Linked DNA regions of Mus musculus: all the other regions are linked to region 1. A link is a loop called in an ENCODE intact Hi-C map of the cell type or tissue named here. Cell type or tissue: left cerebral cortex. All regions are shown on one strand.

The links. Peaks named below come from ENCODE experiments on the same cell type or tissue, not always from the same donor. Only the 100,000 strongest peaks of a DNase experiment are listed, where the experiment ranks them.
Region 2: it touches region 1 in a loop (1.8-fold over the local background); 2 of 42 quality-filtered maps call a loop at or near these places.
Region 3: it touches region 1 in a loop (4-fold over the local background); 14 of 42 quality-filtered maps call a loop at or near these places.

What each region holds. Positions count from the first base shown.
Region 1 is chr3:101,160,433-101,165,432 of GRCm38, forward strand. No RefSeq gene overlaps it. Among named protein-coding and RNA genes, the nearest start is that of Ptgfrn, 53 kb to the left of the region's middle. In left cerebral cortex, a CTCF peak has its summit at 2,773 (motif pointing left); DNase peaks (open chromatin) are centred at 1,889, 2,448, 2,923 and 3,403; H3K4me3 peaks cover 642 bases; H3K27ac peaks cover 759 bases.
Region 2 is chr3:101,057,016-101,062,015 of GRCm38, forward strand. Ptgfrn (prostaglandin F2 receptor negative regulator) reads right to left here. Exons shown (of 9, transcript NM_011197.3): 5 at 3,622-4,047. Among named protein-coding and RNA genes, the nearest start is that of Cd101, 30 kb to the left of the region's middle. In left cerebral cortex, no CTCF peak of the experiment used is centred here; a DNase peak (open chromatin) is centred at 2,403.
Region 3 is chr3:100,979,995-100,984,994 of GRCm38, forward strand. No RefSeq gene overlaps it. Among named protein-coding and RNA genes, the nearest start is that of Ttf2, 13 kb to the left of the region's middle. In left cerebral cortex, no CTCF peak of the experiment used is centred here; no DNase peak of the experiment used is centred here.

The DNA of each region.
Region 1 (5,000 bases):
CAAGTTGATACAAAACCAGCCAGTATAGTAATCTATCGAGTGTTCACTCATTGATTGACTCCCGGGAACAATGCTTTCAGGAAGAGCAATTCTTAGCCACACTCCTGCGGTGAGACCACTGGAGGTCCTAAGACAGTATATAACACAAACTTGACGGAAGGAGATGACTTATAAATGCTCACAGTGTGACACAAGGACATGTGTCTTCAGGAGAGATTACTGGCCCCAGAGTATATATCTGTACTTAACGGAACAGCCTGATGTAGATGGAGGGGGCCTCCCATAGCCCCCCAAACACAGAGTCGAAGCAACAGAGAGTGGCTACTACAGATCCACTTATCTATGGCACTTTCCTGCCAGTGACATTTATTCCCCGGCCAATTCTCTGCTGCTGTCAACTGAAGGAGTGAGTGAATGTGGTGACTCCTGGAAGGAGCCGGGGAGAGAAGCCAGCCAGGTGCAGGCAGGAAGGGGATATTAGTCTGCAGAGTTTAAAAATAATAACAAAACCAACTAAAAGCCATCTGGTTTATATAATCACCACAGTCATGGCGGTTCTGAACAGTTGGCAACAAACGTAGCCAAAGGCTGGTCTTCGATCTTCTAAAAAAAAATGCCATTTGTTGGAAGAGATCCATAGGACCGAGTTGTGACTTTTTTGCAATTCTAGAATAATCAAGTCTTTGGGCTATAATAGATGCTCAAACACTAAACCGAAACCAAGTGAATATAGGTGTGTGTAGTCCTTTTTTCACTCTATGCTAGAACTCCCCCAGAACCCTACCTTAAAAAAAAAGTCAGGAAGATTCACACAAAGACCCTTCACTAAAACATGCATGAGAACTGAGCTAACACCACGACCCAAGAAGGTAGGCAAAATCAGAGTCCTGTCAGGATGACTCAGAGAACTGCATCCATCACTTACCATGTACTGGGAGGGGCCGCCAGGCCCACTGCCTAGAGATTTTATTCATATATTTTATTCTCCTTTCTTGGAAAACCTACAAAAATCACCTCGTAACTCAGGATATTAGAGAATCCATTAGTTCTGGGGTTAAGATCCTAAGGGAAACTAAATACTAACAAATACTCCTGTTGACTGACACCCTCAGACACTCAAATTGCTTAAACCAGCTCCTAATTGGGAACAGCTGGCAGAAGAGAGCAAAGCCTGTGGCCAGACCTGGAATCTGGTTGCAAATCTGGTCCCTAGAAAGAAACCAGTCTCCATTAAGGGTTAAAATGTGGGAGGTCAAGAGAGCGGTCCTCTGGTCCTCCGGAGCAGCAATGGAGGGTGGCTAAGTGAACCGGAGAACAAAGAGCGTTCACATCCCAGCTGTAGCCCCTTGCTCAGCCTGGGACTGAGACTGAGAAGCGACTGAGTGGACGGGGAGGGGCCTGAGCGGCAGCAGGATCTCACTAGACATTATCTTTCCAGAGCTGGGATCACTAATCCTGATGTGTCCAGCCAAATAACTTTCCCCGGAGTTATTCCCGCTCCGCTAGGAAGCGCAGATCTCCAAACCTATAGGGTGGAGGGAGGCTACCGATTTTAACCTGGCCTGTGTCATCCAGTGTCCCTCCAGATTCACAGTGTCCTGCACTCTGCTAAGCCGCCCAGCCTCTGGGCTGTGTGCCCTGACCCTGCTGTGGTCTGAGCCAGAGCCATAGCTCTGCTCTTGGAAAGCTGTGCGCAAGGCCCGCCCTCTAGGCCTTGGCATTGGGTCTGAAGCCCAGACTGGGAACGGGAGAAGCCAAGGAAAGGTCTCAGGTGTGTAGACCATCCCGCCGCAGAGTCAACTGTCAGCGGTGGTCATTAGTGACTGGTGAGCTGGATGCTGGTGGCAGTCCCACTGGGTAGTTTTCAATGGTGTGACCTTGGCTCTGCACTTTGGTGCCAAATCCTTTGGTTCGTGCCTGTTCACCGAGCCAAATTTCCCAGGCTTCCTGGCGATTCTGTGAACTACTTGAGTGCTCTCCAATAATTTTTCCTTTTTTTTTTTCTACCTAAGAGTCGATTTGTAATGTTGGAAATCAAGAACCCTGCCTGGTACAGCATCTGTCCCTGCAAGACTCAGGAAACCAGGGACATGCGGGCTGGTGTGTGTGTGTGTGTGTGTGCGTGTGTGTGTGTGAGAGAGAGAGAGAGAGAGAGAGAGAGAGAGAGAGAGAGAGAACAGGAGAAGCAGAGTGACAGAACTAGACATCTGGAAAGGAAAGGCAGTATGGAAATTCAGGGAGAGGGAGGGAAGGGAAGGGGAAAGGCTAGAAGGGTTGGCGGGTGAGGGACAGCAGCCAGGAAGGGGTCGTGCACGTTGTTAATGCTTGTAATAAGAGCCTTAGAGGAAACTGCCCCAGTGGCCTCCCTAAGGTATTTTTGCATTGCTATTTCTGTCAGACAACGTGGTTTAAATTGTTTCTCGGCACTGTTTTAGGAACAACAGTTCCTTGATTCAGTCTTGCTTCTGGAGATGAACCCGGGCGTTGGCTTTAACATTATACATTGATCAAGCATGCAGCGTGCCGGGGAGTGTACAGATATATGGGCATGCATATGCATGGCGTGCTATAGTATGATAAATACATGCATGAGAAAAATCAGGTCTGGGGCTAGTTATGTGGGAGGGGAACCTTTATGTAGCACGCTTATTTAATATCTCAAAGGGGAAACATTACTTATTATGCCATATCAGCGTATCATTCGTCTTATGGGTAGACAGAATGAAGAATCTTCGACAATTAATAGAAATTGCAGGAAAAATTATGATTAACTGCCATCTGCTGGCTTCTGTGTATTTTATTTTCATGCAGCTTCTAGCCTGCCCTCGTAATTATCGGTGTCTGTCTTTCCCGTCCTTAACTGGTTCTGTTAACCAGTGCTGCCCTTGTGGGTACGGGGTGGGGCGGAGGGTGTACGTGCAAGAGGATGAAGCTAACTCAAATACACCAATCCGTCTTCTTCTAAGTTCCAATTTGAGAGAGCAGGCTACAGCTTATTTTAGAATTCTGTTTTCGTAGCAGATTGAGCAAGCAGTGTATGCTTAGCGAGTGTATAGTAGGGGGCAGGCAGTGCTTTGAAAGTGACTTCTCTCTCTCATCCTCTCATCTCTGAGGACCATAGGGTTTGCATCTCAAAAGCTCTGTCCGGCTTCTGGCAGGTGAGGCCTTTCAGAGTCTCATTCAGATGACATTGTAGCCAGGGAGAGCCTGTTGCAGCGCCAAACCTGATGGGGAAGGGAAGCAGATTCCAGCAGAGCGTATTTGACCCTTTGCCCCAAAGCCCCTACTAGAAGTGCTCAGCAGGAAATAGATCTTCTCTGTTAGTAAATGAGGGTGACTTTTGTTTACGCGGTGAGTCCAGGCATAGGCCATCCCCCCATCACTCCCCAAGTAGACCAGAGAGTTGGTGATTTATCTGGGTGACTCACACTCCACGTCTGGTTTGAACTAATCAGATTGATGTTCCAGAGTTTCCAAGTCAGTACAAGTCATTGTGGTTGGCCATTACAACTTTAAAAATGTATCTATTTGTGTGGGGGTGGAATTTGTACACAGTATGCCTAGGTGTGGAGGCCAAAAGTAACAATGCTGGCTTGGAGCTGCTACAGGCTCTGAGGCTACAGTGTCTGAATGAGACATGGAATACCTCACCTGTCAGAAGCCAGACAGAGCATTTGAGATGCAAACACTATTGGTCCTTTTGGTGTGGGTGGGAGTAGGGTTAGGATTTCCCCCTGAGCCTGAGGCTCAGCAGTTCAGCAGTAGGCTGGCTGGCCAGTGAGCTTTAGGATCCATTTGTCTCCATCCTGCTCCGGCCCCCACCCCTTTTGTTCTGGGGTTAAGGACACAAAGCCACCATAAGGCTTTTACGTGGGTGCTAGGGATCCAGACTTAGGTCCTGATGCTTGCACACAAGTCAGCTTGTCACCGGAGCCATCACCCACCAGAGTGACCACATTTTTAGTATTTTGGTATATTTACGTATTTGAAATCAGTCTAAGAATGTCAACCACGCCTAACGTCAACTGTGCATACCTTATCATTTAATGTTATGTTTGAGACGTAAAAACATACATAATGTGTTTGTGTTATAAAGTAAAATAATAGAATCAAAGGAGCTATGTCAGGTCCCGTACATTTATTCGATTCAGATTAGAGCCAGGATGTCACCAGTGCTGGCTCACTCAATGGCCAGAATGCTGTATGTGCGTTCACATCATTTCTCACACTCTGGATAGGTGCTGTCCTTCCCACTATACAGATTGGTAAACTGAGGCACATTAAAACATCAGTCTCACACAGATGTAGTGAGTGTTCCTTAACAGTTCTCAACAGCACCCTTTCTCTTGTCTTGATGGAAACAAGGCTGGCACCTAGTCCCAAAACCATTACCATGGTGGGCCATGTGACGTACTCTCCCTGTGGACATCTGAAAGTATCACTCCCGGGCAGAGGAGTCAAATATTCCTGGAGGTTGCTATGACTCCCCTGGCCTGGCAGACTGCTGGTGCTCGCCTCATGTCCTGACAGCAGTGGCTTTCTTCTACAGTGACCTCCAACTTTTGACTCAAGGGGCCAAGGTAGGCAAGCAATGTCAGGGAGTGGCTATCTCTGGGAGTGGCTTTGCTGATAACATTCCACCATTTTTTGGTCCTGCGGGTGGGAAAACGTGCTCCTGTGCTTCAGTTAATTCCAGCCTGCCCTGTCTGCTCCCTCTCTGCTTGCTTCCCTTTCTTCTGTCCTCACCATCTTTCAGCTGTGATAAAAAACTGCCCTGAGAGCAAAGGGTTTCTTAGGTTATAGCCCATCATTGAGGGACACCGGGGCAGGGGTTCAAGCAGGAGGTAGGAGCTAAAGTAGAGGCCACAAAAAAACGCAGCTGTTGCAAAATAGAGTTCACCCTCCATTCAGGTTCTTCCCTCAAGACACATGGCCGCCCCAGGGTCTGAGAGTGTTGTCCACTGAGGTCTTCAGCTGTCAGTCTCTGAAAGTCAGCCTCA
Region 2 (5,000 bases), 100 kb before region 1:
TACTGCCCGGGTAGTAGGCCTCCTTGGGCTAGCCTGTGTGGAAGCTTGGCTCTTCTCTGCCCAACCCTGTGTCAATTATGATAGATATGATATATAATCTAATAAATACAATTGCATTTGCAGACATGGCCACCTCTAACTAGTTTACACGTTTAACCACAGAGAGGTGGTTTTCAGAATGTTGAGTTGGTGTCTATAAGGACACTACCAGTGGGTTTGCATGTCCTATTAGTTTCTCTGTCAAATACTAATCCCTAAGCATGTATATATTAGGTTACATCAATCACAATGGCACAACGTCATATGGAAGGAACTCAAGTAGCTATTAAAAGATAAAATGAATTATGCCCATTCCTTAAAAAGAACTTTTAGTACAGTAATTACCCCCGAATCTATTCAGTTATGAATTTTATGCTGGGATTTGGGGAGCAATTTGTCCTGTCAAACCCAGCAGCACAACATGTGTGATACACCATCTTTAGAGAGATGACGGCTTCTGAGGTTCTACCGAGCCAGACACATTCGTTCACAATTCTCCTGTGAGTTTGGTCATACACTCATGACTTAAACATAATTACTAACAGCCTTCATATCATAGACACTGGGAATAAAACAGTAGAGGTCCAGGACCTTCATTTTTATATACTAGTAGAGGAAGACAAGTAGATAAAACACATAGTGTGTTTAGGTGGTAAAAATGTAAGAACAACCACAGAAGAACAACCGACAAAAAAGAGAAAGCATGAGACCACATAAGAGAAAGGGTGCAGTGTTATAGACAGAGTGGCCCAGGATGGTCCCACCAGGACGCTAAGATTTGACTCAGCACCCGAGGGAGGTGGGAAAGCTGCCTAGGCAGAGGAGACAGCAAATGGTGAGCTACAGAGCTTGTCAGGTAGTGAGGGGAGCTATGGGAAGGGCAGAGGCGCTCAGTAGAGTAGGCAGCAGGGAGAGCTGTGGGGGAGGGTGATCAGTCTTCAGGACACTCGAGGACACTGAGAGGACTCTGGGCTTTGCTCGGAGATAGGGTATCTATAAAGGTATGGGGGGAAGAATTTCACCATCTGATTAGATGTTAAGGGCGTGGTTAAGGGTGGATGCAAGGAGACCAGACAGGAGGCTGGTGATGTAAATATAGATGAGAGATTAACACTGGGCTCATAAGCCTGAAGCATGAGAGGCCATTAGACTCTAAACTGGTCTCAAGAAGTTAGAATTGGGCATGGTGATATCTGCAGTCCCAGAACTTGGGAGGTAGCGGCAGGAGGATCGGAGCTCAGTCATCTTTGACAACACAGTAAATCTGAGGACAACTGGGCTGCAGGAGACCTTGCCTCTCAAAACAAGACAGGCCTCCAATAAATCAAACAACAACCAAAAAGGGAAGTTAGGGGTCAGGATGTGGCTGGCTTGCATAACACTCCATAAGGTTCTGCTTCAATCCCTAGCAGGTAAACAAAGCAAAGCAAAGCAAAGCAAAGCAAAGCAAAGCAAAGCAAAGCAAAAGTGAGGAGTCAGAGGTAAAGGTTTAGGTCAACAACTAAAGGTGGAAGAAGATGGGTGGCAGAGGCCAGAGGCTCCATTTTGGACAGCAACTTAAGAGCTGCTTGCTAGGCAGGAAGGCACCATATCAGTGAAGGCGAAGTTCTGGGGCATGCGGGCACACACGGGCACAGTTGGGAGTCAGCCCCTGCTATGTGTCCTGTGAAGCTAAAGCTGAGCAAGTTAAGCAGGAATGCAGGGACTGTGTCCTGATGTGTCCTGAGTGGGAACTGAGTAGGAAGCAGTACGGAAGGGAGGCTGAGGTACTGCAGTGAGGAGGGAAACAGGGCCCGGAAAGGCTTCCCACAAGCAGTGGGAAAAGCCAGAGCATTCCTGCAAGGGAGAAACTGTCCCGGCCCAGGAAGGAAAGTGACAAACAGGGTTCTGTAGTGTGTTGATCTTTGGCAATATCAACATGTGACTAAGGGGTTGGGGAGCAGGTACCACAGAGAACTGGAGGAGAAATGAGAGATATTAAATATAGATAAATCGAATCCACCGCTATAAATGGGCAGAGTAGTGGGCAAGGTTGTAAGAAACAGAAATAGACCAAAAGCGGTTTCTCTAAAGCAGTGTTAGCAGGCTGATGGGAAAGGACCAGAGGAGAGAGAATATTGATGATATAAGGGGGTGGGGCATGTGTCTGAGCTGTGAGAGGGGCTAACCTTTGCTAAGACATACGGGCAAGTAACAGGCTCAATGCTGAACATGGCAGATACAAGTTCTCCTTTGATGATCTTTTTATAGGGAATGGAGCCGACAGAGGCTGGGGGAGGAGGTTTTCAGAGAGCAGGTGGTGTGCAATTATCACTTAGGAGAGTGGGGAAGTAAACACACAAAGGAAACCAGAATGACTCTCAATGTTGAGAGCCCACGTGACAGAAGAGATTGGAGATCTGAAGTGAGACCTTCACTGTTGGAAAGCTATTTCCTTCAACTGCATCTAACTCTGCATATGCAGCCAAAGCGACAGCAAAGTTGGCTTTGAATCAGGTAGTGTTTTAAGCAGAATATAAGGTAGACCAAGCCAGGGAAAGAGAGTTAAGAAAGCAAAGAAGGGACATGATTGGCTGGGAACTTAGGCTGGATATCCGTAGATGATCAAACAGCTCTCCTTACCCCCAGCCCTGGACGTGTATCAGGACGGGCTCCAGGTCCATGTTGGACTTTCTGGTAAGAGAGAAGTAAAGGCCCAGGAAGAAGGAAGGACAATGGTAGAAGACAGAACCACTAAGGCTGAAGCACTAAAGGGAATGATCTGGGGAGCCGGTGATCTTAGAGAACCAGACAGTGACACTGAGCTATGGAGGGCTGGATTTCAGAAGTGAACGGGTCAGATGAAAAGAATTGGGAGTGAAAGACCAAAAGGGACAGAGGACGTGATACTTAGAGACAAAGGCAGGGGGCTGAGAATGAAAATGTTGTCTACACTAGGGTCTTCCACAGTGGCCCCTCTAGAGGATTCAATCCCAGTGTCCAGACCGCACACACCTCAGACCAATTTAAATACAACTTCTACTGGGATCCTTTCTTTTCTTTTTTGAAAGCTCCCAGGAAGATTTCAACACAGCTAGCCAGACAGGAGTAGTAACAAAAGTGGCCATGAAACCAAGGCGAGCAGCTCCAGCAGATGAGCAGAAGAGCAAGGAGTCAATCAGGATGAGTGGCAGGTGGAAGAGGTGTGGCCCTGGGCAGAGAGGGGTCTTTCAGGACTGGTGGGGAATGGTAGAAACTGCAGAGGGACAAGGGGGTGCCTGACTCCTCTATTCCCAGCTACTCAAGGAATGTGGGAAGAAAACACAGCCACTGAGGTAGATTCTGGGACAACTGTCCTCAGAGAGGAGGCTGGCATCCAAAAGAAAGAAAAAGGAACACTGACTGGGGTTCAGGAAATGCAAGGCTTTGCTAAGGACAGTGAGTGGCAGAGGCCCATGTCCCCAAAGGGCCATGTGGTTCCAGTTCCCTAGTGTATGAGCACAGATTTCCAGTGTGAACGGAGAGTGAGGGTGCCTACACAAACATGGACAGATGACTTAAGAAATTAAACCAAACTGAGCAGTGACAGGATGATGTCCCCACCTTCTGAGGCCCAGAATATGTTGACAGGCTTGGAGAAGACATCTTTGCTCTTCACCCAGCTGTTGTTCCTCTGCCTGGTCCAGGCAGACACAACACAGTAATAATTGCCCCTGTCTTCCTCCGTAGTCCTTTGGATCCGGAAATTGAATGTGTCTGTGTGCTCCTTAGAAAAAATAAACTCTCCGTCCTGGGCCCGCTGCTTGCTCCTCTCTCCATATCTCAGAGTCCAGTCCCCATCCATGACTGCGAGAAGCTCACTGGCCACCACGTCGTCATTGCGACGGGTCATTCTATAGTACCACGACACGGTAAGTCGGACACCGGCCTCCAGACGCTTCGTGTCTATCACCCGGCACTGCAGTTCCGTGGGGTCGTCTGAAAACCCGGGGACCTTAGAAGCGTTCAGGTAGACCTGGTATTCTGGTTCTGAAGTGGGGAAAGAGAAAACACAACGACATAAGAATTGTCCAAGGAACAAGTCAAGGACCACTCGCGTTCCAACAAATCGTCCATCCTGCTAGCTTCTGAAATAAAAATCAAGTCTTGGCGTTGAGCAGGAAGGACCCTGTAAGAGTATTTCTCAAAGTGTGTAAACCACTTCTTCAAGTATCTGCCTTAAGAAAACTGCCAAGGTGTCTCAGACTTAAGAGCCCTGCCTGCTTACAGAGGACCTAGGTTCAATTCCCAAAACCCACATGGCAATCACAACCATCTCTCAGTCCAGTTCCAGGGAATCCAATACCCTTTTATAGCCTCTGAGGACACTGTACACATGTGGTGCACAGACATACATGCAAGTAAAATATCCCTACACATTAAAAAATAAGATGAAATTAAGGAAGGAAGGAAGGGAGGGAGGGAGGAAGGGGGAAGAAAAGAGGGTGGGAGGGAGGAAGGGAGAATAGGAGGGAGGGAGGGAGAATAGGAGGGAGGGAGGGAGAATAGGAGGGAGGGAGGGAGAATAGGAGGGAGGGAGGGAGAATAGGAGGGAGGGAGGGAGGGAGGGAGGGAGGGAGCTGCCAAGGCCAGAAGCCACACATCCCGGGTCAGAACCCTTACTTTTCCACAGGACAAGGGGACGATAACAGGTAATCCAGGAGGTTGGAGTCTTTAAGAAAGATCTCAGTGTCCCCTTCTATCAGGATTGTCTCTGGGATACCAAGCAAGCTTAAGACCTCCAAAGTTCCCACTGAGGCAGTAACGCAAAGTTCTAACCTAAAGAACGATGTACAATCTAAGGCTCTCCAGTCCCACCAGGATTCGGGCTCCTGCCACCCCTGGCTGTGCCCCAAATGCAAGGCCCCTAGGACTCATTCTCAGATATTTTTAAGCCTCATTTGCTATTTTCCACTGAATCTGTACCCAGTCAGCCGACACCC
Region 3 (5,000 bases), 180 kb before region 1:
AGCAGTGTCCCTGGATGCCTGGGAGGTGGTGGTGGGCAGGGTCACAGCCTGGCTCTCTGTCCCTACCCAGAGCTCTGCACGCATCCTTAAGCAATGCCTCTGCATTCTTAAACTTTTTCATGATGACACTATGCCTGCCACTTCAGGCATTGCTTGTTTCTCATGGAAGAGCTGGAGCAGGGCTAAGTGACAGGTGGAGAAATTGAGCTCACTTCATTCAACTGATGCTGCTTTAAGATTACACAGTGTGTGTGTGTGTGTGTTGTGCGCGTGTGTGCTTATACAATAAAACATACCAGGCCTATAGCACTTAAATAACTTTTCTTCATTGAAAAATGTTCTGAGTCTTGAAGAACATTCATGTATGGTAAATACGGGAAAAACGTTCGTTGATTATCTCAAGAATTCTGCTATGGCATTATGTTCCCCACAGTTCATGCACTGGTGCCAAAACATTAATATTTAGGATGGCGCTTTAGGGGGTAATTAGATTTAGATGAGGTTCTGAAGGTGACAATTATTAATGCTCTTGAGATGATTATTAATGTCCTTACCAGAAGACACAATAGGGGAGATGGCTCAGTGGGTAAAGCTTTTACCACGCAAGTGTGAAGACCTGAGTTTGAATCCCCAGAACCTAAGTAAATGCCAGATGCAGTAGCACACATCTGTAATACTAATACTCCTACTGTGAGATAGGAAACTGGGGTTGGAGAGTCCCTGGAAGCTTGGGGACCAGCTCCTCTGGCTTGTGCAGCTGCACACAAGACACCTTGTATTCAACATGATGGGAGGCAGAGTCCAAAGTCCAAGGCTGTTCTCAGAAGTCTACAAGTGTGCCTCGACATGCAAATGCCTACGAGAGAGAGAGAGAGAGAGAGAGAGAGAGAGAGAGAGAGAGAGAGAGAGAGAGAGAGGGAGAGAGAGAGACAGACAGAGAGAGACAGACAGAGAGAGACAGACGACAGACAGACAGACACAGACAGACAGACACAGAGACAAGGAGACAGTCAGACAGAGACAAAGAGAACATGAGCAGAAAGGATCGCTCTCCCTGTCAGAAAGCACACTGAGGAGGAAGATGTCTTATTCATAGGCCAGGAAGCACCCTCAGCTGACAACGGATCAGCACTTTGATCCGGGATTCAGCCTTGAGAACTGTGAGAAAATAAATTTCTGTGATGTCCATCACCCGCCTCTGGTGTTTTACCCTCGGCCAGAGCATACCAACACAAATTCCCAAGCTAATTGTTTACCAACTACCACAGCATATGTTTCCACATACAATGTTTTCTGAATGTGCCATTTGCACTAAAATCTACATATAAATTGAATTAGCTAATTAATACAAGTATAGAACTCTCCAGTGACTCCATTCCTCATTATTCTCCACATATTTATATATCTTTGCTTTGAACCCCTGGACTAAACCACACTGGCTTCTCATTTAACTGAAAAGTGCCCAGACCACATTATCCAAAAGTTCCTTTATTCCCCTTGCCCTGGTAGCCCTCCACAGCTGAGAACAGGGCAGCACTCCTATTTTGTGACTGCATCTGGGCTTGTGTTCAGATCCCACGCCTTGCTCTCCAGGATATGTTAGGAGTTAGAACACAGGTAGCTGGTGTTTCCCTTCCAGGTGCAGAAAGCGTCACACAAGGAGCTGGTGGGGACGACTACTCCCTAAAGGAAGGAACGCTAACTCCCTCACGTCTTTCTCATTGAAGCCTCACCTGAGCCCTGTCAGGTCAGAGACATTACCTATATTTTGTGGATCTAAAAAGGGCAAAAAGTCAAAGTGGTTGGTGAGTAGAAGTACTTAGTAGCTTCACTCTGTCTTATTGAAATGAGCTCCTTGGTGAGGGCTTCTGTGTTTACTATGCCTTTGGAGGGGAGGGACAAACTGCTGAACAGGGCAGGTGACTACATGGGAGCAGGATAGTGACTGGTGCTTCCTTATTTCATGCCTTGTGAATGCCTTTCCTCACTCAAGCACCACGGGTACACTTAGACGCGCCTGCGTGCTAGGAGCTGACGCTGGGCAGAGTGGACAGCCCTTCCTCACATTGGAAGCTGAGCCCCACTGCTTCCCTTCAGATGCTGCAGCTCCTCTCAAGCTGTTCCCTCAGTCGACCTGTTCGCCAGGCACAGAACTGCTATTTGTCGGCTGTAGGGCTTGGCGGGCATCTGAACAATGCTTAAGGAAACGCAGGTCATTCTGCTATGAGCAGCCTTTTATTGAGCAGGTCGTATCTTGAGCAATGGCCACTAGAGAACCTTCCATTATTCGTGACCAGCAGGGTGGTACAAATAGTTGCTGCCAGACAGGCCAGGAAACAATGCAAAGGCTCCCTAAAGACAATGCAAAGACTCCCTAAAGACAGATTTGAGAATTTGTAGCGTCTGCCTTCAGTGACAGGAGACCATCACAAAATACATCTTCCTGTGTCTGTATAAACTCCCTCATAAGGTCACACTGAGTGACCACACTCTCGACAAGTGTTGGGCTGAAAGAGACTCTGTGGAAGTTAGTGCTGAGTGCAAAGGGCTCCCCAGCTTCCCTGAGCCAATGTCACCTCTTAAGAGCGAGAAGACCTCTCACTTAGGTCCTATCATTGCTGTTGCCCCAGTGGGGCTCCTGTTACTCTTGTGTTACTGATGTGTTTCTGTTCATGAGTGGGCAGAGTCTCTGCACACTGCAGAAGAGGGAGCACTGCTTTGGGTGTCATGATCCTCAGTGATCATAAGACAGAACTGTCTCCCTGTTTTACAGTTGTGATGGATAATTCTATGCAGCAACTTGATTGGGCTAAAGAATGCCCAAGATAACTAATAAAATACTGTTCCTGGCTATGTCTGGAAGGATGCTGCAGGGAGAAAATGAGCAAGCAAGCCACATAAAGATTATCAGCCCTGTGAGCTAGAGAGTTTGCTCAGTGGTTAGAGCACCCATTGCTCTTGCAAAGGACCCAGGTTCAATTCCCAGTACTCCCAAGGTGGCTCACAAACATCTATAATTTCAGTTCCAGGTGTTCTGACACCCCTTTTTGGATCTCCATGATCACCATGCACACCTGAGGTACACATAAATACATGCAGGGAAAACATTCAATACACATGAAATAAAATAATCTAAAAAAAAAAAAACCAATTAAATAAAAAGATCAGTCTCCAGGTTGGTAGTTACAGGTTGTGTTAGCAGCACAAATAGACAAAAGCCCGAGAAAAGGCAAATCCTCTCTTCTTGAGGTGATGTCCATCTTCTGCCCTTGAATACAAGACTTTTGATGCCTGAGGCTGCAAGGCCTTTGTGCCTTTGCCCTTCAGTTCTCAGGCCTTACACCCCAGTGCAGGAATCACCTCACTGGCTCCCCTAGTTTCTCAGGCCCCTGGGTGCTGATTAAATCACACCATTTGCTTCCAGGGTCTCTGGTCCACAAACATTGTTCTAGAGATCTCACTGCCTCCGTAACTGTGTGAAACAATTTCCAAAACAAAATTCCTCTGACGTCTCGGTTCAGATCCCGTCACTTCTGTTTCTCTGGAGAACTCTGACTGATGCCATTTTCTCCACCATGTTGTCACAGAGATTCAATCCTTCTAAACCCATGGTATCTGCTCAACGAAGTAAGTGTACACTTCGCTTCCCTCTTTGCTGAGAGAAGGGACTTTGTCAGCAACTTCCACACGCTTGGCTCTTAATATAAACCTCATCACACAGTCAGAACCATGGGACGCTCATTAAAAATATGTACCTCACCATTCCTCTTTAATATTAAAATTATGCAATGTCAGTCACCTATTTGATCCTCAATTTTTAATTTTAATGATCTTTATCATTTTATCATGTACAGTGTGAGGTAGTGTTTACGTATTATTTTTAATTACTCAAGCATAATTCACTGAAAGAAGTATTCTCTCCTCAGTAAAGTCGCAGCGAGAGTAGAAATCGGGTAAATACATTTGTGTAGATTTACTTCAGGTCTCCAATTCTTCTCTATTGGTTCTTTATTTATATGTAGACACATTTCAGGTCTTAATTATTGTATTTTACAGAATTTCCTGTAACCTGATCATGTAATTCCTTCAACCTTTTATTTTTACACATGGTCTTCTTGGTCCCAAATACTATGTATTTTTATACGTATTTTACATATACATTATACATATTTTAGCATTAGGATGAGCATATTGATACCTAAAAGTATCTGGGATTTGAGTCAGGATTCCGTTAAGTGTGACACTAATGAAGTTTGGGGCTTGAAAAGTATATCCTTTGGGGGTTGCCGTTTTACGCATTTCAGAGTGTTCAGAGAATACTGGTCTCTCATTCACTAGCATTTCCCTGAGATGCGACACCAAAAATGTCTCCCTGCACTGTTAACAGCTGCTTCACATCAGTAGATCGACTCAAAGATAATTGACGTGTTAATGATGCTGAGTCTTTTAACTGTGAAAATAGACTCACTAATAGGTCTTTTTCAGCCCAGCAATATCTTACTTATAGTGTTAAATATAGGATTCTTAAAAATTTATTTCAAGGCATTTGATGTTTTATTCTATTATAGGTATGATTTCCAAGTCATTTGATATTAGACTACAGTTTATTTTCTGTACTGATCTAGTATCTGATTTGGGATTCCCAAAAAAATGTAATCAAGTCACCCGAAAATAAAGACAGTTTAACTTCTGTTTCAATGTTTTCTGCCTTTAACTTCTTTGTCCTATTGAATCACTGTACGATAAGTCCACCAGAGACCACCATACTCTTAAAGACAAAAGGAAAGTCTTTATTGCCAGCCAGCTGCTGCACAGGGTACTTGACCAAACCCTGCAGCCCCAAGCCCAGGCCTTTCAGCGCTTTATCTTTTACACACAAAGACTCTATCCTGGTCAGCACACTTCAGTTAGCACAAAGTGGAACTACAGAAGCCAAAAAGCACGGCTAGTGCATTAAGGAACATTTTCCTCAGAGCTTTCTTGGGGCTATGGGCTAAGTC